3 separate regions of the Homo sapiens genome follow, and all the other regions are linked to region 1. A link is a loop called in an ENCODE intact Hi-C map of the cell type or tissue named here. Cell type or tissue: mammary epithelial cell. All regions are shown on one strand. Links, peaks and the distances in the headings refer to the core of each region. The heading gives the core; the rest is flanking DNA. Region 1 overlaps CAMK1D (calcium/calmodulin dependent protein kinase ID). Region 2 has its middle 43 kb from the start of OPTN. Region 3 overlaps CCDC3 (coiled-coil domain containing 3).

Region 1 (7,686 bases), core at 1,073-6,072:
TATCATTTTCTCCACTTACAGATGAGGATGCTGAAGGGCAAATTTCTATAACTTCTAGGGGATAACTTTGTAACTTACACTACTTTTCAAATTCTTTGGAGTTATCTTTTTTTTTTTTTTTTTTTTTTTTTTTTTGAGGCGGAGTCTCACTTTGTTGCCCAGGCTGGAGGTGCAGTGGCACAATCTTGGCTCATTGCAAGCTCTGCCTCCTGGGTTCACACCATTCTCCTGCCTCAGCCTCCCTAGTAGCTGGGACTACAGGCACCCACCACCAAGCCCGGCTAATTGTTTTGTATTTTTAGTAGAGATGGGGTTTCACTGTGTTATCCCCGGGATGGTCTCGATCTCCAGACTTCGTGATCCGCCCGCCTCAGCCTCCCAAAGTGCTGGGATTACAGGCGTGAGCCACCGCGCCCAGCCTGGAGTTATCTTAAAGTCTACCATGGACTGTCTCCCAAAATGCATATACTGAAATCCTAACACCCAAGGTGATGGTGTTAGGAATGGGGGGCCTGTGGAGGTGATTAGGTCATGAGGGTGGAGCCATTGTGAATGGGATTAACGCCCTTATAAAAGGGACCTCAGAAAGCTACCTCACTTAGGGAAACAGAGCCCCCTCTTGTTATAGAGCCTGCTGCACTTAGAAGGCAGCGAGGGGTTTCAGTAACTCCTACTGTTAAAAACTCCTACTGTCTAAAACCTCTGTTATAGACATTAGGTCTACAGTGGTAATTCTGACACCTGGAGTCTAGGGCCATGTCCGTAACCAGTGCTTGTCTATCAAAGGAGGCACTGGTCCACACAACCCTAATCTCCCCCTAGTCATTTCCCATCGAGCCATGTGGCCTAATGACTACTATCTGGAGGCACCTAGTTCATGCATGTGTGTACCTGTTACTACGGGTTACCCTCTGCTAGGTAATAAGCTCTGTGAGCACAGGGTCCTTGTCTATTTTGTTCACTACTATATTCCTGATGCCTACAAAGGCCCTGGCACCTAGTAGCTGCTCAGTAAATATTTTTTGGATGGATGGATAGATGGATGGATGGATGGATGGATGGATGGATGGTGGATGGTAGCCAGTGAAAGAACACAAAATTTTGAAGCTTGGAGCCATCTAATACCATGGATCCCAGATTTTGATCTGCTCCCAACAGTGCTAAATTGAGTAATGCACAGCCCGCCGATACATTTCCTGTGATTAAATCCTATTCTTCCCTGTATGGAGTTCCAGAAGGTGTTTTTATAAGTTGGTTATATTTGGAACAAGAAGTGAAGAAATTGCTAGCCCTCATCAAGGCTGTCCATTAAGTGAGAAAAAAGCCTGTGACTGGTCTCGAATTACTTATCGAGTAATTGAAATGTGTGGGGAACCACGACAGGATATAAGACTAACGGCCACGCTATTCTGTACGTCCAAGCTTCTCTAGACATTAGCCCCTTGACCGTGAAGATCTCGCTGATTGGGCATGCGCATGTTTGCTAATCACGTGGCACAGTTTAGCCAGTTTGTGATTATTTGTGTACAAATGTCTCTATCTCACCCAAAGACAACAAAAGCCCTGCAGGTCAGGGCCTATTTATATCATCTCACACAAAGCCTTGTCAAGAGTCTCCGCTGAATGGATTCACCAATTCCAGAAGACAGGTGCCCTGTCGTTCACTTTTGAAAAATGACTCACGTGGTTCATTTATGTCCTTGGGCCTGCAGTTAATTCAATTCTAAGGCTGAAATGACTGAGGGAGGACAAGGCACACAACAGGCTTCTCAGCATAACTTGCCAAGAACAATCTCCTTACCGTGGAGAGGAAAACCCTTGAATCCTTATTGATTCTTCGGGGCCATTCGAGAGGGAAAAATAATCTTCTCACTCTTGTAGTTTCAATCTCAAAAAAGGGTTGAAGGGCTCCTATTTCCCTGTCAAACTCTGTTAAGACATTCAGGGCACTGTGCCAGCCACTGGCTTGGGACAATGAGTCTCTGTTTGCTTAGCTAAGATTAGAGAATGTGTCAACAGTCTTATCTACCACGTCATCTCTAGATCTTATTACCCTTAAGCAATGAGTGGGTTGAAAGATTAGTAGGAATGCCTAGAAGTAACTTGTTGGAAGAAACTGGTCACAGACCTGCCAAGGTTTGTCATCACTCAGCATGTCTGTGAAGTTCAAGGGAACTGTGTCTTTAATGGGACTGTCTAAAATCATCTGTAAATGAAGGCCTAAGACCAAGAGGCACATTGTCTCCATGATGCTCTGATGCCCAGCCTCTTCTCTCACTGATACCCCAAGAGTGACTCTTCGCTAGGAATTCTGCAGACGGACCAGGCTGGGTTCTTTTATACCCTAATTCAAGTCATGAGTCCTGAGTGACATCCAGTCCTCTGTGGTTCAGATGGAAAAGCGTTTGAGTGGCTCTGTTGTTCACCTCCAAAGGCATCCCTCCTTCCAGGTGACAACAGCTGGGTATTAGAAGCATGTTCTTAAAGGTCTTGCTACTCAAAGGGTTGTCCTTGGACCAGTCCTTGGTATCACATGGGAGCTTGTTCTAGATGCAAATTCATGCCTCCTTTCCTACCCAGACCCACTGAATCAGCATCTCAGAAGGCAGGGCCCAGCAACCTTTGCTTTAGTGATACCCTCAGGTAATTCTTCTGTGTGCTAAAACTCGAGCTGGATTGCTCGCAACTGTCCCCTTCTCAACCACACTTCCCAGAGGACTGGAATCTAAAGGCTGGGATGCGATGAGCAATTATTTTCTAGTCTCTACACCTGCTAAAAGAGTGTTATCCATAGGTTTCATCCTGGGATAACTGTGAAACAGCCTTGCCAGGTAAAAAGTGCTCCCTGAAGGAGGAGGAGTAAGAGTGGCAGGGACGCAGTGGTTCAGTGCTGGCACTGGGTTCTTCCTGAGTTCCTTCAGTTTCCTAGTGAGTGGTTCTGTCAGTGGAAAGGTTAGTGCAAAGTGGCTCTAACCCTAAAAAGTGAAACAGGATTCTGTTGAAGATTGCTCAATCCAGCCTACTCACTCCTTCCTGCCTCACCCCTGCCCACAGGCGCCAGGAAAGTGTTTCCTCCCAGATTTCTCTTGATACAAGAGACCTAGGGTGGTGCATTCATGAAATGAGGGAAATTCTTTTTACAGTTTTCTTTTTTCTTTTCTTTTTTTTTTTCCTGAGGCACAGTCTCACTCTGTTGCCCAGGCTGGAGTGCAGTTGGTGTGATCTCGGCTCACTGCAACCTCCACCTCTTAGGTTCAAGTGATCCTCCTGCCTCAGCCTCCCAAGTAGCTGGGATTACAGGCATGCACCATCACGCCTGGTTACTTTTTGTCTTTTTAGTAGAGACGGGGTTTCATCATGTTGGCCAGGCTGGTCTCGAACTCCTGACCTCAGGTGATCCACCCGCCTCAGCCTCCCAAAGTGCTGGGATTACAGATGTGAGCACTGTGCCCGGCCTCTATAACAATTTTAATGGGGAACTTCCCATGAGAACCTTCGGTCAAAAATCGTGTAATTGTCGTACCTTGTCTCTATTTCTTTTTGATGAGATGAATCTACCCCACTGGGTTTCAGTGGACTTAGCAGATGTGGAAGTGCCCAAGAGTGGGGTCTATGCAAAAGAAGCAGGCAAGGCTAGCAGGGACTGTTCGTTAGATGAGCAGTACATGACTTACAGATTCTCTGGGTGTCAACTCCTAGTGCTGTCTTAGGGAGAGTTAGGTGGCCCAGTTATGAGACTGATAAGGTACGGTGTGCTCAGTAGAAAATGGTTAGTAGAGAGAAAAAGAAAGAAGAGGTGAGGCATTTCAACTTTGAATGAAAAAAACCAAAAGAGCCAACGAAGATTCTAAGTCATGATGCATGTGGTAAAACCATTTTGAAGATCTTGTATCATAACCTGTTTTTAAATCATTAAACGAAGAAACAAAAACCTCCAACGGACAACTCTAAACCTGTAACTTCAGCTCGAAACTCTGAAGACCTGCTCACATTACAAGTTTAGGGCATTATTCTAAATTTACTCGGGAAAAGTCCATTTATTTCCCCCAGGTGGAGATTTTTAAACCTAAGGGAGCCATCTGGTGGCTTGAGTGTCTACTAATTAAAATCCTTTTAGCCATAAGATTCCCACCTTGTGGGTACCGTCACTGAAGCAAATGGCGTAAGATACACCAGAGTTGACGAGAAACTTTCTTATGCTGTATAAAAATCAAATATTGCAATTTAGACAAATCAAGCCAAAATTCAAGGTGAGTGGTAATTCTGGTATTTTTTCTACCTGCTTAAAAGAAACCAAATAGTGTCTGTGAATCATTAAAAGTTGTCTTTCGAACCCTATTTCAAGACTGCATGTTTTAACATGAGACAACCCAATCATTACAAAACTAGAAATCGATCCAAAAAACATGAGTCAACGGCTTGCTGAAATGACACACGGGTTTGACGAGCTTTGGATCCTGCCCTTACTTTGTAAGGGGTCAGAAAAGAATGGTAGAAGAGAAGCTCCTACTTAGAAAAAGAAAATTTCAACTCCTAAGCATTGTGAATAAAAATAATTTAGTATGAAATATGCCCTTTCAGGTCTATAATGACACACTGCACTAGTTAATGATTTCAGTATAGTATCTATATCTTTCAATGCTGAAATTTCTTTCTTTGCATCTTTTTTTTTTCTTTTTTTTTTTTTTTTGACAGGGTCTCACTCTGTTGCCCAGGCTGGAGTGCAGTGATGCAATCGTGGCTCACTGTAGCCTCAAACTCCTGGGCTCAAGCAATCCTCCCACTTCAGCCTCCCAAGTAGCTGGGACTACAGGTGTGCACCACCACATCCAGCTTTTTTTTTTTTTTTTCAATTTTTTGTAGAGACAAAGCCTCTCTATGTTATCCAGGCTGGTCTCGAACTCCTGGCCTTAAGTGATACTCTCACCTCAGCCTCCTGAGTAGCTAAGACCACAGGCATGCACCAGTAAACCTGGCTATTTTTTTTTTTTACTTTTGTAGAGAAGAGGTCTATGTTGCCTGGGCTGGTCAAAATCTTTTTTTCGTGGAGAAAAATGTACATGTATTGTTCTCATCAGGAAGGAGAAAAGACCACTTCCAAACTTCAGATAGTGGCCTTGAGTAAGAGGCAGTTCTGCTAACAATAACTTCGCCTATTTTTCTTCCAATGTCTCCATTACTCCAAGCTGCCTGGCAGTGAATATATTACTGGGAATGGTGGTGATTATTTTTTTATAAGGACTATCCGGTGGCTTTCATGAAAGCCTAATTATACTGATTTTACTGGCAACCAAGAGGAACAAGCAGTTAAGAGTTCCTCATTATTTCCCTTATAGTTCACTGTGAAAGCATAACTTGGCTATAAACATGTACCAAAAAATTGGAGTAAATGTTGAAAATCAAAATGTAATTTTTAAAATTACTTACAAAACCAATACAAAGACTGCTTTTTAAAAAGATATTATGTCTGCTGAATAATACTTTAAACCAAATGTAATAAAAGACTGAAATGTACATTATCACTGGACTACTCCTCAAGTAATGGCATTCTGTTTTTAACACTGACCAATACATTTAAAATGAGAAAATATCACAGTGTATCCTCTGTGAATACATATACCCTGATTTATCTGGGTAGAAGCATTGCTCACAGGATCTGGTGCTGCCAGTTCACGCTTTCCCTTGCTCCCCTCCTTGCTCTAGTAAGAGAGTCCCGACAGCCAGGCCGCGGGTGATGGTACCAGCCTGGCCTCTACTCCCATCACGAATTGCAGTGAACACCACGCTAAGCATGCACACTGGGTCAAGATACCAGTTCAATTCCAGAAATATAGTTAAAAAAAATTCAGCCAGTGTTCCAGGCCCACTCTCTGCATGATGCCATACTGTTAATTTAGTTGAATTGTTCCAATTCACATGACGCAGTCGTAGCCTTCATCTCGGGGGATGGAAATGGGGCAAAGAAGGTGCAGGGTGCTGGGTGTGCAAAACACTAGGTGTGAGAAGTTCTCATGACACGGCACATACTTATTGCTATGAACCAAATGCATTTTCATTCTCAGAGCCCCTCTGTCTCCCATGCACCACTCTGAGGCTTTTGAACAAATTGGCTCAACACGTACAACACTAGACGGAACAGTAGGCAGGCCCAGTGCAAATTTTTCTGGCAAAGTCAAGAAAGCCGGAGGGTCTGATGCAATGGTTCTCAAGCTGGGGTGATTCTGTCCCGCAGGGGACATATGACAATGTTTGGAGACCGGGGATGCTACTGGCATCTAGTGGGTGGAAGCCAGGGGTGCTGATAAACATCCTACAATACACAAGACATCCTCTGCAGCAAAGAATTCTCCAGCCCCAGATGTCAACAGCGCCAAGGCTGAGAGTCCCTGGTCTAAGGGATTTCAAAACCACTTCAGAGAGATAAAGTGCGAGGCGGTATCATAGAGGCGCCAGGAAGGTGTCCCCTCATTCTCCCCCTTCCTAGAACTTGACGATAGATGCTTAGCACTGAGCCTGACGCACAGCAAGCACTCAATAACTATTTACTGAATTTATTAAAATAAGCAAAATGGGCCGGGCGCAGTGGCTCACACCTGTAATCCTAGCACTTGTGGGAGGCTGGGGCGGGTGGATCACTTGAGGTTAGGAGTTTGAGACCAGCCTGGCCAACATGGTGAAACCCTGTCTCTACTAAAAATACAGAAATTAGCTAGGCATCGTGGCGCGCACCTGTAATCCCAGCTACTTGGGAGGCTGAGGCTTGAACCCGGGAGGCGGAGGCTGCAATGAGCCGAGATTGCACCACTGCACTCCAGCCTGGGCGAGAGAGAGACTTCATCTAAAAAAAAAAAAAAAAAGGCAAATGCCATCCCACACTTCTCCCCCCGAGATCCAAGTATAATCTGATTGTGGTTATCAACTTCCCTAACTTTTGTCTATTTAACTTTTGAAAACATAGCATACTATGTTATATCACATAACATAAAAGGTGACATCACGTTTTGTATGCAAAAGCTAGATTTTCCCACAAATAATTTGAGCCTTGTATTGTGCCAATCACTTCAAGCCAAAAGTTAAGTTTGCACAGAATGGCTGTATCCATCTACAGAGCAGTATTTGTTCAACTGTTTGTTGAATATTTGGGGCATTTTCCTATTATTTATTTTAAAAGAGGAAAATGATAAAATGCACCTGAAGCAGCTAGTGATAAGAAATGAAGATATCGCAGTAGTCATGCATTTGAGAAGAGACAAAGATGGAAATGATCACACAGAACAGAAGTGACCAATTGGGTGCTCACTGGAATCTAGGTAGGCCAATGTTCAGATTTAGTTATAAAAGAATGAAAAGCAAAAAGCTATAGGCATGGGGAAATATATCATCAAGAACTGTGACGACTCATACGTGGTAGCTGAGAAAGTGGATCTCAAGGAGGTAGAGAGTAGAATGATAGATACCAGAGGCTGGAAGGGTGTAGGGGGCGTCTGAGGGGATTGGTGAGTGGATACAGACATACAGTTCGATAGAAGGAATAGTTCTAATGTTCCATAGCAGAGTAGGGGGACTTTGGTTAACAATACTGCACTGTATATTCCAAAATAGCTAGAAGAGAGGACTTGAGGTGTTCCCAACACAGAAAAGACAAATATTCGAAGTAATGATACTTGATCATTACACATTCTATGC
Region 2 (7,686 bases), core at 2,687-7,686, 340 kb before region 1:
TGTTTTCAGCAGATGAACCAGTGTTTTACAGAACTGCTTCCCACACTGTTAGGTAGATCATCACCGGAAGCCCACTGCAGTAACAGCAGTTCTGTGAGGAGGTGGAACTGTGTGTTCCAGCTCTCTGCGATTCTGCTTTGTATCCTCAGGAAGATTTTAGAATGGCTGGAAAATCCATAATTTATACTCATTCCTACTTGCTTGGGTTTTATAACACAATCACAACTGTCCTCTCATTTCATCCTCAGAAACCTCTCTGAGACAGGGATTATTAAAACTGTTTTACAGATTTAGAAACTGAATCCAAGTGTGGTTGGACAGCTGGAAAATTATGGAACAAGGATTTAATCCTGCTAATTCCCAATCTAATCTTGGGCCATGCCTTTATTACCAAACCTCTTAGAGCCCTCTCTTCCTTGAATTTTTCACTCCATTAAAATCTGATTTTTATATCAACACCTCCGTTGAGATTGCTATTATAAAACTCACAAATGATATTTTTATTGTCAAATCCAGTAACCCCTTTTTTTCAGCCTTTAGAAACAAAATTTGAACCCTAGGTGTGGTGGCTCACACCTGTAATCCTAGCACTTTGGGAGGCCGAAGAGGGAGGACTGCTTGAGGCCAAGAGTTAGAAACCAGCCTGGGCAACATAGCAAGACCCCTGTCTCTACAAAAAATTTAAAAATTAGCCTGGTTTGGTGATGTGCATCTGTGGTCCCAGCTACTTGGGAGGCTGAGGCAGGAGGATTGCTTGAGCCCAGGAGTTTGAGGCTGCAGTGAAGCATGATTGCATCAGTGCACTCCAGCTTGGGCAACAGAGTGAGACCCTGTCTGTTGTTTACAAAGATACTCTTTGGCATTCTGTTTTCCTTTGGCCTTGGGGACTCTTGTTACTCCTGATATCCCTCCCACCTCTCTGATGACTTCTGCTCCTTGGCCTTTATACGCAACTCCTCTCCAGCCCACATCCCAAATGCTGGCGCTCCCTGAGGGTGCATCTTTGGTCCTCTCCTCTTCTTACTCTGTGCAGTTTTCCCAAGAGAGCCAATCCCCTTCCCTGAATTCAGACGCCATCTTGAAAGCACGAATTCCCAGACACGCACAGCAAGGTCACGTCTTCCATGGGGTTGAGTTCCAAGGTCTGAGGCCGAGGTAAAAATAGCATTTTCTCACTATGAGATTTGTTTGTTTTGTTTTGTTTTGTTTCTGATGAAACAGCTGGCTCAGATTTGGAGCCATTATGTAGAAAAACAATGTTTTTTGTTTTTGTTTTTGAGATGGAGTCTCACTCTGTTGTCAGGCTGGAGTGCAGTGGTGCAGTCTTGGCTCACTGCAACCTCTGACTCCCTGGTTCAAGTGATTCTCCTGCCTCAGCCTCCCAAGTAGCTGGGATTACAGCCCGCCATCACGCCCGGCTAAGTTTCGTATTTTTAGTAGAGAGGGGGTTTCACCATGTTGGCCAGGATGGTCTCATCTCCTGACCTCATGATCCGCCCTCCTCGGCCTCCCAAAGTGCTGGGATTACAAGCGTGAGCCACCGCGCCCGGCCAAAACAATGTTTTTTTAAAGGTTGGGATTTTACTCAGAGAGTTCACAATGTGAGAATGCACAAGAGAAATGAGGCCATCGGAGGAACAGCAGATTCACACCTCCCATTTCGTGGTCAGTTTAGAGCACATAGCCATGAAGTGAAATGGCAGAAAAAAAACCTTCAGTAATTTTTCCTTTCTCTCTGTGATTTATTCAGGAGCAAGTCCACACTGTGAATTTGGGTGTTAACGATGACTCTGTTCATCTCCGCCCCATCTCTCGCTGTCTACCTTCTAGGCCTTTCCCGTTTGGTTGTCCTGCAAGATTTCAAATTCAACATGTCCAATATTTCATTTATTGTCTTTACCTCCCATCCCGTTTTAATTAGATGTAGCAAGATGTTCACTCAATATTGTTGCTGTAACAAAGATACTCCCAAATTTTAATGCTTAACCAGTAAAAACTTACTTCTCATCTCATATCCAAAGTAGGTGTTCTAGGGCAGGAGGCAGGAGGTGAAATGGGGGCATGAGAGGTCCGCTCCGCAAAGTTGTTCAAAGGTCCAGACTGAAGACTCTGCCATCTTCCATAGGTGGCTTCCAAGGTTGCCTTGGCGTCACCCGGACAGGAGAAGGGAACAGAAAAGAGGATGCAGAAGGGCATATCTAAATTTTAGCATCACCCTTACGAAGTGTGCGTATGCCAGCAATAAGTCTACGGTATGGGAGGGAGCACAACACCAAACTTTGGTGGACAGTTTGTCTGCCACACTCCCTTCCTCCCTGTTTCTCATCTGTCCTTCCATCAGTATTTCCTGTGTTTTGTTTTTTTCTGTAAAATGGGCCACTAATAGTACTCTCCACAGGAGTTGTTATGAAAATTGAGATAGTGTATGTGAAGCAATTAGAATATGCCTGAGTCATATGGATGCGCCGTAGTGTATGAATGATAATGGCTATTAATTAGCTGCGGGACTTCCTCAGCCACCCAGCTGTGCCAAGCTAGAAACTCTCTTCCCTCATCATCCACCTCCAAACAACAAGTCCTGCTTGTTAATTTAAAAATTCATACATATTTACTTTTCTTTAACTGCAAGTAATAGGCCTGCAGGTCTCTGTCGAGCCACAGATGCAGGTCTCTGTTCCACAGGGTGGGGTTTGTTAAAGTTGTTAAAAATAAGGCCAACTTGAAGAGATACCAAGTGACGTTTAGAAGACGACGAGAGGGTAAAACGGATTACTATGCCCAGAAACGCTTGGTGATGCAGGATAAAAATAAATACAGCACACCCAAATACAGGATGATAGTTTGTGTAACGAACAGAGATATCATTTGTCAGATTGCTTAGGCCATATTGAGGGGGATATGATAGTCTGCGCAGCATATGCACACGAACTGCCAAAATACGGTGTGAAGGTTGGCCTGACAAATTACGCTGCAGCGTATTGTCCTGGACTGCTGCTGACCCACAGGATTCTCAGTAGGTTTGGCATGGACAAGATCTATGAAGGCCAAGTGAAGGTGACTGGCGATGAATACGATGTGGAAAGCATTGATGGTCAGCCAGGTGCCTTTACCTGCTATTTGGATGCAGGCCTTGCCAGAACTACCGCTGGCAATCAAGTTTTTGGCACCCTGAAGGGAGCTGTGGATGGAGGCTTGTCTATCCCTCGCAATACCAAATGATTCCCTGGTTATGATTCTGAAAACAAGGAATTTATTGCAGAAGTACACCAGAAGCACATCAGGGGCCAGAATGTTGCAGATTACATGTGCTACTTAATGGAGGAAGATGAAGATGCTTACAAGAAACAGTTCTTTCAATATATAAAGAACAATGTAACTCCAGACATGATGGAGGAGATACACAAGAAAGCTCATGCTGCTATATGAGAGAATCCAGTCTATGAAAAGAAGCCCAAGAAAGAAGGTTTTAACTTTTTTTTGAGACAGAGTCTCGCACTGTCATCTGGGCTGGAGTACCATGGCGGGATCTCAGCTCACTGCAACCTCCGCCTCCCTGGGTTCAAGTGATTCTCCTACCTCAGCCTCCTGAGTAGCTGGGATTTACAGGCACCCACCACCACGCCCAGCTAATTTTTTGTATTTTTAGTAGAGATGGGGTTTCACTATATTGGCCAGGCTGGTCTTGAACTCCTGACCTTGTGGTCTGTCTGCCTTGGCCTTCCAAAGTGCTGGGATTACAGGTGTGAGCCCCCGCGCCCGGTCAAACCAAACAATTTTCTATGAGGATTTTTCAGATAAAGACAATAAACTTATTGACAGAAAAGAAAAAAAGCAAGTAATAGATGATTCTGATGTGGAAATTATAACATATGGATTTAGATTTTTTTTTTTAAGAAAACAAAAGAAGAAACACTGTCCCTGAGGGATCCGATGTGTTTATGTGGCTTCACTTGCCATCTTGAAAATGGTCCCATATGACTATGGAACTGGGTTGGAGCTCCCAGCTGGAAGGAATCATGAAAAGTCTTCTTGTCCCCTCATTATTTTAAAATTTTTATTGTTTTTTTTAAGACAAGGTCTCTCTCTGTCACCCAGGCTGGAGTGCAGTGGTACCACCATAGCTCACTCAACCTCAACTCCTGGGTTCAAGCAATCCTCCTGCCTCAGCCCCCTGAGTAGCTGGGATTACAGGTAAATGCCACCACACCTGGCTATTTAAAAAAATTTTTGATAGAGATGGGGTCTTGCTGTTGTTGCCCAGGCTGGTCTCAAACTCCTGGGCTCAAGCAATCCTCCCGCCTCGGCTCTCCAAAGTGCTGGGATTACATGCAAGAGCTACTGTGCCGGGCCTGTCCCCTCATTTTAGAACTAAGGAAACTGCAGCCCAGATAATGGCAAAGTGGGGCCTAGGACCCAGGTCTTTTGACTCCAGTCTTGCCTTCCATGATACTCAGCTGCCTTAATTAATTAATTCCACAGAAAGCTAAAACCAACCATACAACTCCTCTCCCTTCCTCCTCACAATTTTTGTTTGGTGTCTGTTAAATGGAAGTGGCTGCTGCATGAATTTCCTCTAATCTCCTATGGTTACCAAACCGATGAAAATTCTAGAGTACTAAGTTCTGATTCTTCTAACCTGGTTACTCTGACCCCAGGCCCAACCATAACCCAGTCCACCTCCCTGCTTTTTATTCTGAGCAGCAGATGGCACTGTGTCCAAGTCTGGAAAGATGCTGTCTGTTTCCAGGGAAAGTTGGGGGAAATGCATTCAATCTTCCTGCTAAACACTCCTATAATTTTCTTGAGGCACTCGCCCTCCTCTTCCCAGGCTTGAGTGTGATCTGTGTGCTAACAGGCACAAGTAACACTGTCAATATGTGTGTAATGTATGTGGTTCCGGACGAGTGGGCTTAGACTGCTAGTCCATCACGAACTTGCTTCCTCTCCTTCCTGTGCACACAGCTGGACTACATTTCTCAGTTTCCAACAGAGTTAGATTTGGCCGTATGTCCAAGTTGTGGCCAATAAAATGCAAGAGGTTGTGCGCCATTTCTAGGCCCCATCTGTAAACTCACACGCTCTTTGCCCTCCACTAGCTGATGTCAGTGCCCAAATTGACCTTGGAGGTCATGGGCTGAAGATGGTGGAATTGCGACCACCTTGGGTCCCTGAATGACTGCATGGAGCAAAGTCCCTGCATTGACTTGGATCTACGTTGGGCTGTTACACAAGTTTAGAATTAAACTGTAATGTGTGAAGCCATTGAAATTTTTTTGCAGTAATTTCCCTACCACAACTGATACACAGATTAACTGATGAAACCCTAATGTCCTATGTGATATTCCTGTAGAAAATATTTCATAGGAAGTATCCATGTTTCTGCACAATAGGGATTTCTTTCTCCATATGAGACTCCAAACAGGTTCCCTGTCAAAAGGGGTTGTAAAGACCTCCCCACTCCAATTGTTTTAGCAGGCAAAGGACTTGATCTGCAGACTCAAAGGCAGGCAGCTAGCAAGGAGAAAGCACAGTAGCTTAGGAAAAAGAGAGACTGTAGCATGTGGTCAAATTTGTTTATGAGTAAAGCAGGTAACCAGGAATTTGCCAAGCATTTTGGAATGAATTAAATCCTTCAGTGAAGATAAAGGTACCGTAATAAGAACTATTCATGTTGGAAGAGTGTCTTTAAAGCTAGCCACCAACAATTTCTCACCTCCCTGTACACACGTTTCTCTTGCATCAAGAGGTGGATTCTGCCTGTAATCTCAGCACTTTGGGAGGCTGAGGCAGGAGGATTGCTTCAGCCCAGCAATTTGAGACCAGCCTAGGCAACATAGCCCTGTCTCTACAATTTTTTTTTTAATTAACCAGGTATGGTGGTGCATGCCTGTAGTCCCAGCTACTCAGGAGGCTGAGATGAGATCACTTTGAGCCCAGGAGTCTGAAGCTGCAGTGAGCTATGATCATACCTCTGCACTCCAGCCTGGGTGACAGAGTGAGACCCTGTCTACAAAAAAAAAAAAGAAGTGGATTCTGTTCCCCACACCCTTGAATCTGGGCTTGAATGTGACTTGCTTTTGCTAACAGAATGCAGCTGAAATGGTGCTGTGCCAGTTCTGGGCGTAGGCAGCTTCCACTCTCTTGAAATCCTGTTGCCTTGCAGAGAGGAAGTCCCTGTACCCTGTGGAGGAAGAGAGGCCTTGATGGAGAGAACCCAGAGGCCAAAGGCCAGCACCACCTGCTTGGCATTAAGTAAGTCTTCATGATGTTTGGGCCCCAGCTGAACTCCACTTGTTTGCAGCTGCCTGCATAACCACAATCCACACCACATGGGGCAGAGCTGTTGATCTGAGGTCAGTGCACCCTCAGAATCATAAGAAATAATAACTCCTTGGCTGGGTGCAGTGGCTCACGCCTGTAATCCCAGCACTTTAGGAGGCCAAGGCGGGTCAATCACCTGAGGTCAGGAGGTTGAGACCAGCCTGGCCAACATGGTGAAACCGCATCTCTACTAAAAATACAAAAATTAGCCACGCGTAGTGAGGGTTACCTGTAATCCCAGCTACTTGGGAGGCCGAAGCAAGAGAATCATTTGAACCAGGAGGCAGAGGTTGCAATGAGCAGAGATCACACCACTGCCCTCCAGCCTGGGCAACAAGAGGGAAATTCTGGCTCAAAAAAGAGAGGAGCAGAGAGGAGGGGAGAGGAGAGAGCCATGTTACCTGACTCGGGTTCCAGGGCTTAACTTTTCCCCTCGGCATAATGAGTTTGAAAGGTCCTGAACTTTCTTTTTCTTTTGACACCTATGACTGAGTCTGTTAGGCCAGGGGGTACCCAAAGATCATCGAGATGCAATTCCTGCCATCATGGAGCTCGTAGCCAAGCAGAGGGAGACAGAAATGCAAACAAACAGCGAGTTTTTGGAATTGCTACTGAGTGGGGGACAAAAAAAATGGAAGCAATCCACTTTGAAAAGCTTAAGCTGAGTTGGGAAGATGAGTAGGATAGGATGAGTAGCTGAGGGGATTGCAGAGGAGGAGCAAAACCAGTTCAGGCAGAGGCAGCTCAAGTACAAAGGCAGCCCGGAGTGGCCTGATGAGGTGATTGGAGGGAATGCAGATTGTTTGCAATAGCTGGGCTGAGAGGAGGCAGACCAGGTGAGGTGTGCCCCTTGCCAAGTTTCCTCTTTTTTTTTTTTTTTTTTTGATACAGAGTCTCTCTCTCTCTCTCTCTGTCACCCAGGCCAGAGTGCAGCGGCCCTATCTCGGCTCACTGCAACCTGCCCCTCCTGGGTTTAAGCAATTCCCCTGTCTCAGCCTCCCGAGTAGCTGGGATTACAGGCATGCACCACCATGCCAGCTAATTTTTGTATTTTTTAGTAGAGATGGGCTTTTGCCATGTTGGCCAGGCTGGTCTTGAACTCCTGACCTCAAGTGATCCACCCACCTCAGCCTGACAAAGTGCTGCGATTACAAGAGTTTCCTCATTCTTAACGTGCATGGCTCACTACTGCCTTGTGATGCTCTGTGCCACATGGTGCCAGATGACACTATGGGCTGTGTACCTTCACCCCTGCCCACATGGCTTATCAGGATCAAACGAGGCAGCTCGTCCATTTTGGGGTGAGCAGTGTACAAATGGAGCATCAGGCTCAGGTTTTAAGTGACAAATGAAACAAATGTGCCC
Region 3 (7,686 bases), core at 1,580-6,579, 260 kb before region 1:
GTTTTAGGGCTAGTTTATAGAGAGGGATATGTATCCTGAAAGAGTTAGGGGCTCACGAGGAATTTCCTTGTGAGCAATTTGTGAGGCCATCTGGGGAGATATGTGATCTTCTGTCAACATGGGAGCCTGGCTTATGGATGAGGCGATGACACAGGGTTGTGAAATGACAGCTCTCATTTGGGAACAAAAGGAAGGCGGTGTTGCGTGACTCAGTTCCCAAGGTTGCCTTTCCTTTTGGCATAATGAGTGTGGGGTCCTGAGATTGCATTTACTTTCACAAAACAGCACGCATATTAAAAAATGAAGGAAGAACATTCTTACATGGTACAGATAGTAACTTGTTAGGTCCTTTCTAAATTAGTTACCTGCTCTAAGGAAAGGGTCCTCTTTCCATTTCCTTATTCTGAGGCTAGAGAGAAGGGTGGATTCCCCAGTTTTCAGGGAGATGGTGGTCATCGTGTCTGCAGACTAGGTTTGCTCCCTGGGTGTGGTCCAACTTTCTTTCTGACTTGCCGTCCTCTCTGGGTCTCCCTGCAGACCCCAGGTTGGCCTCCTGCCTTTCTGCTTTCTCTGGCCTTATCTCTCTCTCTCTCTCTCTCTCTGGTTCCATTCTCCAGGACCCGCAGATTTCTTCTGCTTCCTGAATACTCCCTTGACCGTGTCATGTAACCCCAAGGTTCTGCTAAACAGTCAAAGCCGATTCCATCGGATAATTCGAGTTAAAGTGTAAAAGGAGGGTAGTAGCACATTTCTGTGAACATGTACATTTGAAAGTTTTCATCTCTTAACCTGAAAATGTGATTGGAACAGGCGCTTCAAGAGTGTGGAAAATATGGCCAGGTGCGGTGGCGCATGCCTGTAGTCCCAGCACTTTGGGAGGCTGAGGCGTGTGGATCACCTGAGGTCAGGAGTTTGAGACCAGCCTGACCAACATGGTGAAACCCCCTCTCTACTAAATACAAAAAACTTAGCCAGGTGTGGTGGCACATGCCTATAGTCCCAGCTACTTGGGAGGCTAAGGCAGGAGAATCACTTGAACCTGGGAGGCGGAGGTTGCAGTGAGCCAAGATTGTGTCACTGCACTCCAGCCTGGATGACAGAGTGAAATTCCATCTCAAGAAAAAAAAAAAAAAGAGTGTGGAAAATGGCTTTTCTTTCCCAAGCGATACATGTGGTCCCTTAAACCACATCATTGACACCATCTGTACGCCATCCACGCACAAGCCCGGGCCTGAGTTCTGGTCCTTTGTCCTGTTCTGGAGGAAGATTCAACCTATGTGGATCCCAGGGATGTCTTTTATGAGTATTTATCTGAAACTGCTAATGAACATGATTCTTACCTTTTAAATGCAATTCTTTTCATGAACAATAGGAACTTGATATGCATCTGTTAATGATGAAATCTTAGCATGGTTGATGAAGTTGGCAATAAATCTTTCCTATGGTTTGAAAACTGCTTCTAAAGTCTGTTGGAAAGGTCCTGTGAGCCTGGATTTTATGTTGTAAGAAGCAGTAATTAATTGAAAGGCTCTGTGAGGGTTATTTCTTCAGCCCCTCCCCACTCCATGTTGCAAATATGTTTCTCTCATGCCTGGGGTTTATGCTTCTGGAGAGATCTGTCCAAGGAAATTGACTTTAGATGCTACAGTTGTTAACTTTGCAATCAGCTACTATTAATAGCTTTTATGGGGTCGGGGGTTTGTTCTCTTCCTTTGAGAAGTTTATGGACAGTGGTGTCCACAGGCACTTAAGGACACCAAGAGAAAATTTAGAGGGCACTGCTTACTCTCTTAAAGACACGACACTTTCTTTTCTTTCTTTTCTTTTTCTTCCTTTCCTTTCCTTTCCCCTTTCCTTTCCTTTCTTTTCCTTTTTTTTGAGACAAGGTCTCGCTCTGTTGCCCAGGATGGAATGCAGTGGCGCAACTTCAGCTCACAGCAACCTCTGCCTCCCAGGTTCAAGCGATTCTCCTGCCTCAGCCTCTCGAGTAGCTGGGGTTACAGGCACTCGCCACCATGCCCAGCTAATTTTTCTGTTTTTTGGTAGAGATGGGGTTTCACCATGTTGGTGAGGTTGGTCTCAAACTCCTGACCTCAAGTGATCTGCCCACCTTGGCCTCCCAAAGTGCTGGGATTACAGGCGTGAGCCACTGCACTCGGCCTGACAGACACTTTCGAGTGGGGGACACCATTCTGAGCTTTGGACTGGGGAGCCCACTCCTTCTGTCAATACCATAATCTAGTGCTATTGTTTGGTTTATAAAAAATAGATTTAAATTTACACTGACACATTAAACACCCAGACTTCATAGTTTAGGGTTCACTCTTGGTATTGTACATTCTATGGGTGTAGACAAATGTGTAATGACAGGTACCCACCACTGTAGTATCGGACAGAGCCACTTCACTGCCCCAAGAATCCCCTGTGCTTCACTGATTTATTCCTCTCCCCAAGTCTTACTGGATTTTCAGCAAGAATTAAATTATTCTGCATATTGGACAGGGCCTATTTAGAGGCCTGCACATCTGTTTTTATCCATTTGTGTAACGATACCGTGTGTGAAAGTAGGTTCATGGATCAGATGAGAAAAGTCAATTCTCTAAGATACCTTCCCTTGTGGCTGTGGATTCTCACCTTGATGATTCAGCTTTGTGTGATGGAGGTGTCTGCCAGAGAATTCCTGGCCACCCAGCTCCTCAGCCCTCTGCCCCCACCCCCAATACACACACCTTTCTCCATTGTACCAGATGCTGTTGGAAATTAGGGACCATTTCATCTTCATCTTTGTAGCCTGGGGCCTAAAGCACAGTAGTAATTGCTCAGTAGATGCTCTGTGTGTGAGTGAATGAATGAATGAACGAATGAATGCTCAACCACCAGGTCCTAAAACGCCTTTGTTTACTCAGCTACATGCTCATTTCCTGACTGCAGGTTGCCCTTCCCTGCTGCCCATGCCTAGCTCTCTGCCCACCCATCTTAGGGGAAATAGGGCCAAGGCCGGGTCTCTAGAGACACACAGAGGTTGTGTCTCAGCCCAGCCTGGGATTGTCACTCTGGGATGAGTGAGCAAGGGTGTGAGCTGGTAGAGATGGCATCGCTCCAATGTGTGGGTCCGATCAGGAGAGACATAGGGCTTACAGGCAAATAGCAGAAACCCCACCTCTGCAGGGATTTGCATCTCCTGCCTTCAAGAGAGTACAATGCAGTGTAGAAGAGTGTGTCTTGGAGCCAGGGTCTTGGCTGGGCTGTGTCCTGAATTTGCAGCCTGGCTCATTTCAACTCACTGAAACCAGGGGAGATGAAATTTTACACCTGCAATTTGGGATTGGGCTCATTCTGTCACCCTTGCTGACATGGTTCAAGGACAGTAGGAGTGAGATGCTTTGAGACCTTTCTGTGAAAGTTGCTGGTTATATGAACACTCTGTGCCTGACTCTTTCAAGTGCCAGGGCTACCTCTTCATGTGACACAGGGTGCTGGCAACAGAAAAATGACTGTTAGCAGGACCAGCCCACCTAATTCTCAGCAGGTGGGCCACTTTCTGTCCAGAGTCCCTGCTGCAGCCTTGGCCACCTGCACAAAGGGAGGCTTGCAAGTCCTGGAACCGGAGCAGGGGTGGTTCAGCATTGATTTGCCCATCCTTCCTCTCATTGACAAACAGCCAGGGGTGAGTTGAGTTAGTGGATTTGTTTCCTCTTAAGAGGCTGCCGAAACTGATCTTGTTCTTACTCCTTTCTAAGGTGGAATGAATGGCCAGCAGGTGGAGTTAGGGCTGAGCAGAACTCTGGAAGGTTCCTGCCTCTTCAAAACTCCAAATGAATCTTGGTTTGTTTCCATGGGAGGGCAGTGGGGGTGTCTGGGTGGAGGGAGGACTGAGCACCTCCTCGCTCAGTGTTGTGAAATGGGCAGAGGCGTCAAAGACCCTACACAGAAGACATTTGTTAGAGCAAGGAGCCGGGTCAGGGTCTTGGGAAGAGCTTGTGAAGGAGGATCTGAGCCCACAACACTAATTTAAACCTAGAATGGAACCAGCCAGAAAACCCTACCTAGTGACTAGAGCGGCGTGAGTTTGGCATGGACGAGACTCCTGGCTTTGCCAGCTGTTTCAGCATCTCGAAATCTCCTAACCTCAGTGTTTCTGAGTCTTTATTTGTCACGTGACATGTGAGGTGGGCATAATTCCTACCTCGCAGGGGTTAGGAATGTGTATGTGTAGAAAACACCAGGTACTGTGAGTCTCTAATGCATAGTGGGTTCTCAAAAAATATTAGTAACGTTCAACGATGAAACCAGAGGAATATATCACTGGGGAGACTGTGCTGCCATGAAATCCAAAGGCGATCCAAATCTGGTGATGAAACCTTTGTCTGTGGCTGGGATTCAAGAATTTGGCAGTGGATGTGCTCTAAGAAGACCCAAGGAAGAATGAATGATCCGGGGGTGTCATGTTGGCCGGGGAGGATACAGCCCAGCCTGGGTCTTCCTGGCTGTGGGCTCAGCCCTCGGCCCCATGGTGACTCAGAACTTGAATTCAGTCAGTCCTGTGCTCCACACCTCTGCTTCCCAGCACCTACCCCACACATCCCCTGCCTTCAGAAGGCTGAAAGGAGGCTGAGTTTAGGTGGATAGAACAGACACACGTACAATTTCTAAACTCCATATAATTGATATCACTTAAATATCACAGTCAACCCGCAGTCAGCCCCATCCTCTGCTCCTGGAGATAACAACTGTGAAAACAGGGTGGGAGCAAAACAGGACAGGGATAAGGTCAGTCCCTGCCAGCAGGACAGCGGAAACCTCTGGCCTGCACCAGGCTGCCCCGTGCCTATGCTCTGTTGATGACGACTTGGCCAGGTTCAGAAAGCGGCCCCCTCCTAGATGGAAACTCCAGGCAGGAAGTTCGCACATCTGGCTCTGTCTTCTGCATGTGATGAGTTTTTCTCGCCGTACCCGGCAGGCTTTTCCTATCCAGCAAATTTCATTATGTTGCCTAGGTTATTGCAGATTTCAGAATGCTGGGTCCATCACCCCATATTTCCCACCATGAAAGGGGCTATAGACTGTGACCTTTGACCTTTCTGGAACCTCTAGGCCTTTCTGGAATGCTGCCTGGTTCTTGGAGTGCTTGTACTTCTCTTGCTGTTGGATCTTCACAACCATAGGTGCCATTTTCCCCATTTGATTGGTGAGGATAGGGAAGTCAGTGACCCAGTCAAAGTCGGAGATTGTTTGTGATTAGAAAAAAAATTCCAGGTCTCCTAATGCCTTCTCAAATGCTTTATTTTAAAAAACCACATCACACTACTTGTGTGGCAAGAAAAGCCAGGGTCATGCAAGAGGCTGTGGGGATATAAAACCTGGGTCAGGTTTACCTGGAAGACCAAGTAAGGCCGTGGAGTTATAAAACCTGGGTCAGGTTTACCTGGAAGCCCAAGTAAGGCCGTGGGGATATAAAACCTGGGTCAGGTTTACCTGGAAGCCCAAGTCCAGTAGAAGTTGGGTAACGAGTACAGTGAGTAAAAGGAAACTGACACCTTATCATGGACAGGGTTGTGCTGGGAACCCACCCAGTAATCACTGCGTATGACCTTTTAGGGGAGACTTCCACGTAGGAAGAACATGGTTGGCTCCTCCTACATTTTCCTGAACAGACCGGCAAGGACCAGTGGCATTCCCCAAGGGAGCTCCTTGAGGAATTCAGGGATGAGGCCAGTCTGTTGCCTGACTTTTGACCCATTTCCATTGCTCAGGCCTTCCCCCATTGGTTAGTCTCTCTGGAGAGCCTCCTCCCCCTCCATTCAGCTGTGACTTAACTGGTGGGCTGGGCCGCTGTCCTCGGGCCCAGGACCTGGGACACGTGGCTGGGTGCAGGGCCCTGCACCATGCTGTGATATTGTGTTCTTGCATCCTTTAGAGAAGGTCTCATTGTGACTCCCTTCCCCTGTAATCCATCAGACTACTTTTTGACAGTAGAGCCCTCAGGTCTTAAATGAAATAAGCCTTGGGCTTATTTATCTGTCTTTTCCTGGTCCCCAGCAGAGCACCTGGCACGTAGTAAGGGCACAGTCAATGGTAGCTGCCACATTGTCCTTATTTTCTATTCCTTACAACAGTTTCAAAAGCAAGGGGACATCTCCCTCATTTTGCAGATGAGGAAACAGGCTTAAAGGAGAAGGCTGCCTGGTCACGAGCTGCAGCCATGGGATTCAAACCGTGCCTGTCTGGATTCAAAGTTGGAGTTCTTTCTACTACATCACTGCAGTTCTCCTGAATGAGAAACCACACCAAACTGGTTTATGCCATTCCTTATTTTATTTTATTTTATTTATTTTTGAGACAGAGTCTCATTCTTTTACCCAGGCTGGAGTGCGGTGGTGTGATCTCGGCTCACTGCAACCTCTGCCTCCCGGGTTCAAGAGATTCTCATGTCTCAGCCTCCTGAGTAGCTGGGGTTACAGGTACCCACCACCACGCTGAGCTAAGTTTTGAATTTTTAGTAGAGACGGGGTTTCACCATGTTGGTCAGGCTGGTCTTGAACTCCTAACCTCAGGTGATTTGCCTGCCTTTGGCCTCCCAAAGTGCTGGTATTACAGGCATATGCCATCGTGCCTGGCCCAATTTCTCATTTTAAAAGCTTCTGGAATATGACTTGGAGTTTCTAGGTGACTTTGGGACAGGGTGAAGGGGACTTGGTAGGTAGTAGGAGGGTGTCAGAGCTCCAGCACAGAATGGGATGTGGTTGAGGGCAGGATTCAGATCCAGCAGGAAACCCAGAGTGCCAGGCTGGAAACTGAGGCAGAAGCCCAAGGGTGTGCCTGGGGCTATGGCAGGGATGAGTCTCCAGGTGGCTTTGGAAGTTGGGGGTGAGGGGAAGAGGAAGCTGGAGGCTGCTTGGTTGTAAATGTGGTGAAAACATGAAGAAACTCACAGGAACCAGTGAGGGTGGAGAGTGGGGTTGAGTTTAAGGGCATGTGTGGGTGCGTGAGCTTGGTTGGATTGTGTATGGCATGAGGTGGTGGTTTGATAGTGAGTTACTGTCCTGCACGCAGCAGTGTGCTAGGTGGAGAGAAGTCCAGGCTCCCAGCACAGGAGGTGATAGTTGAAGCCATAAGGCAGCATTAGGAGAGGCAGGAGAGAGCAGAGGGTAAAGACAAAAACTTCGGGCTGGGCATGGTGGCTCACACCTGTAATCGCAGCACTTTGGGAGGCTGAGGTGGTCAGATCACGAGGTCAGGAGTTTGAGACCAGCCTGGCCAACGTAGTGAAACCCTGTCTCTACTAAAAATACAAAAAAATTAGCCGGGCATGGTGGCAGGCACCTGTAATTCCAGCGACTTGGGAGGCTGAGGCAAGGAGAATCGCTTGAACCTGGGAGGCGGAGGTTGCAGTGAGCTGAGATTGCGCCACTGCACTCCAGCCTGGGCAACAGTACAAGACTCTGTCTCGAAAACAAACAAATAAAAACTTCGGGGCTTGGGCACTGGTGGGACCAGAAGAGGGAACACACCTCAGTCCAGCAGACAGCAAAGGAGCTGTTACAACACGGGCGGGAGAGCAGGGGTTGTGGCATGGCGGGACCCAGGCACAGAGGCTGCTGGGGACAATAGGGTAGCAGTGCCAGGAGCTGACATTCAGGATGCCAGGAGGACACTGGATCTGGCAAGGAGGCCATTTAGGACCTA

The links. A loop is a pair of places that touch in the nucleus more often than their neighbours do. Peaks named below come from ENCODE experiments on the same cell type or tissue, not always from the same donor. Only the 100,000 strongest peaks of a DNase experiment are listed, where the experiment ranks them.
Region 2: a loop joins it to region 1, with 13 times the contacts of the local background. A loop is called at or near these places in 15 of 110 quality-filtered maps.
Region 3: it touches region 1 in a loop (7-fold over the local background); 3 of 110 quality-filtered maps call a loop at or near these places.

What each region holds. Positions count from the first base shown.
Region 1 is chr10:12,714,896-12,722,581 of GRCh38, reverse strand. The region is part of intron 3 of CAMK1D (calcium/calmodulin dependent protein kinase ID); the gene reads right to left. Among named protein-coding and RNA genes, the nearest start is that of MIR548Q, 6.6 kb to the left of the region's middle. In mammary epithelial cell, for the core only: a CTCF peak has its summit at 4,088 (motif pointing left); DNase peaks (open chromatin) are centred at 2,031, 3,041 and 4,391; H3K27ac peaks cover 1,735 bases.
Region 2 is chr10:13,053,674-13,061,359 of GRCh38, reverse strand. It overlaps a transcript of CCDC3 not described here and the pseudogene RPL5P25. Among named protein-coding and RNA genes, the nearest start is that of OPTN, 43 kb to the left of the region's middle. In mammary epithelial cell, for the core only: a CTCF peak has its summit at 4,698 (motif pointing right); no DNase peak of the experiment used is centred there.
Region 3 is chr10:12,971,467-12,979,152 of GRCh38, reverse strand. All of the region lies in intron 2 of CCDC3 (coiled-coil domain containing 3), which reads left to right. Among named protein-coding and RNA genes, the nearest start is that of CCDC3, 26 kb to the left of the region's middle. In mammary epithelial cell, for the core only: a CTCF peak has its summit at 3,764 (motif pointing right); no DNase peak of the experiment used is centred there.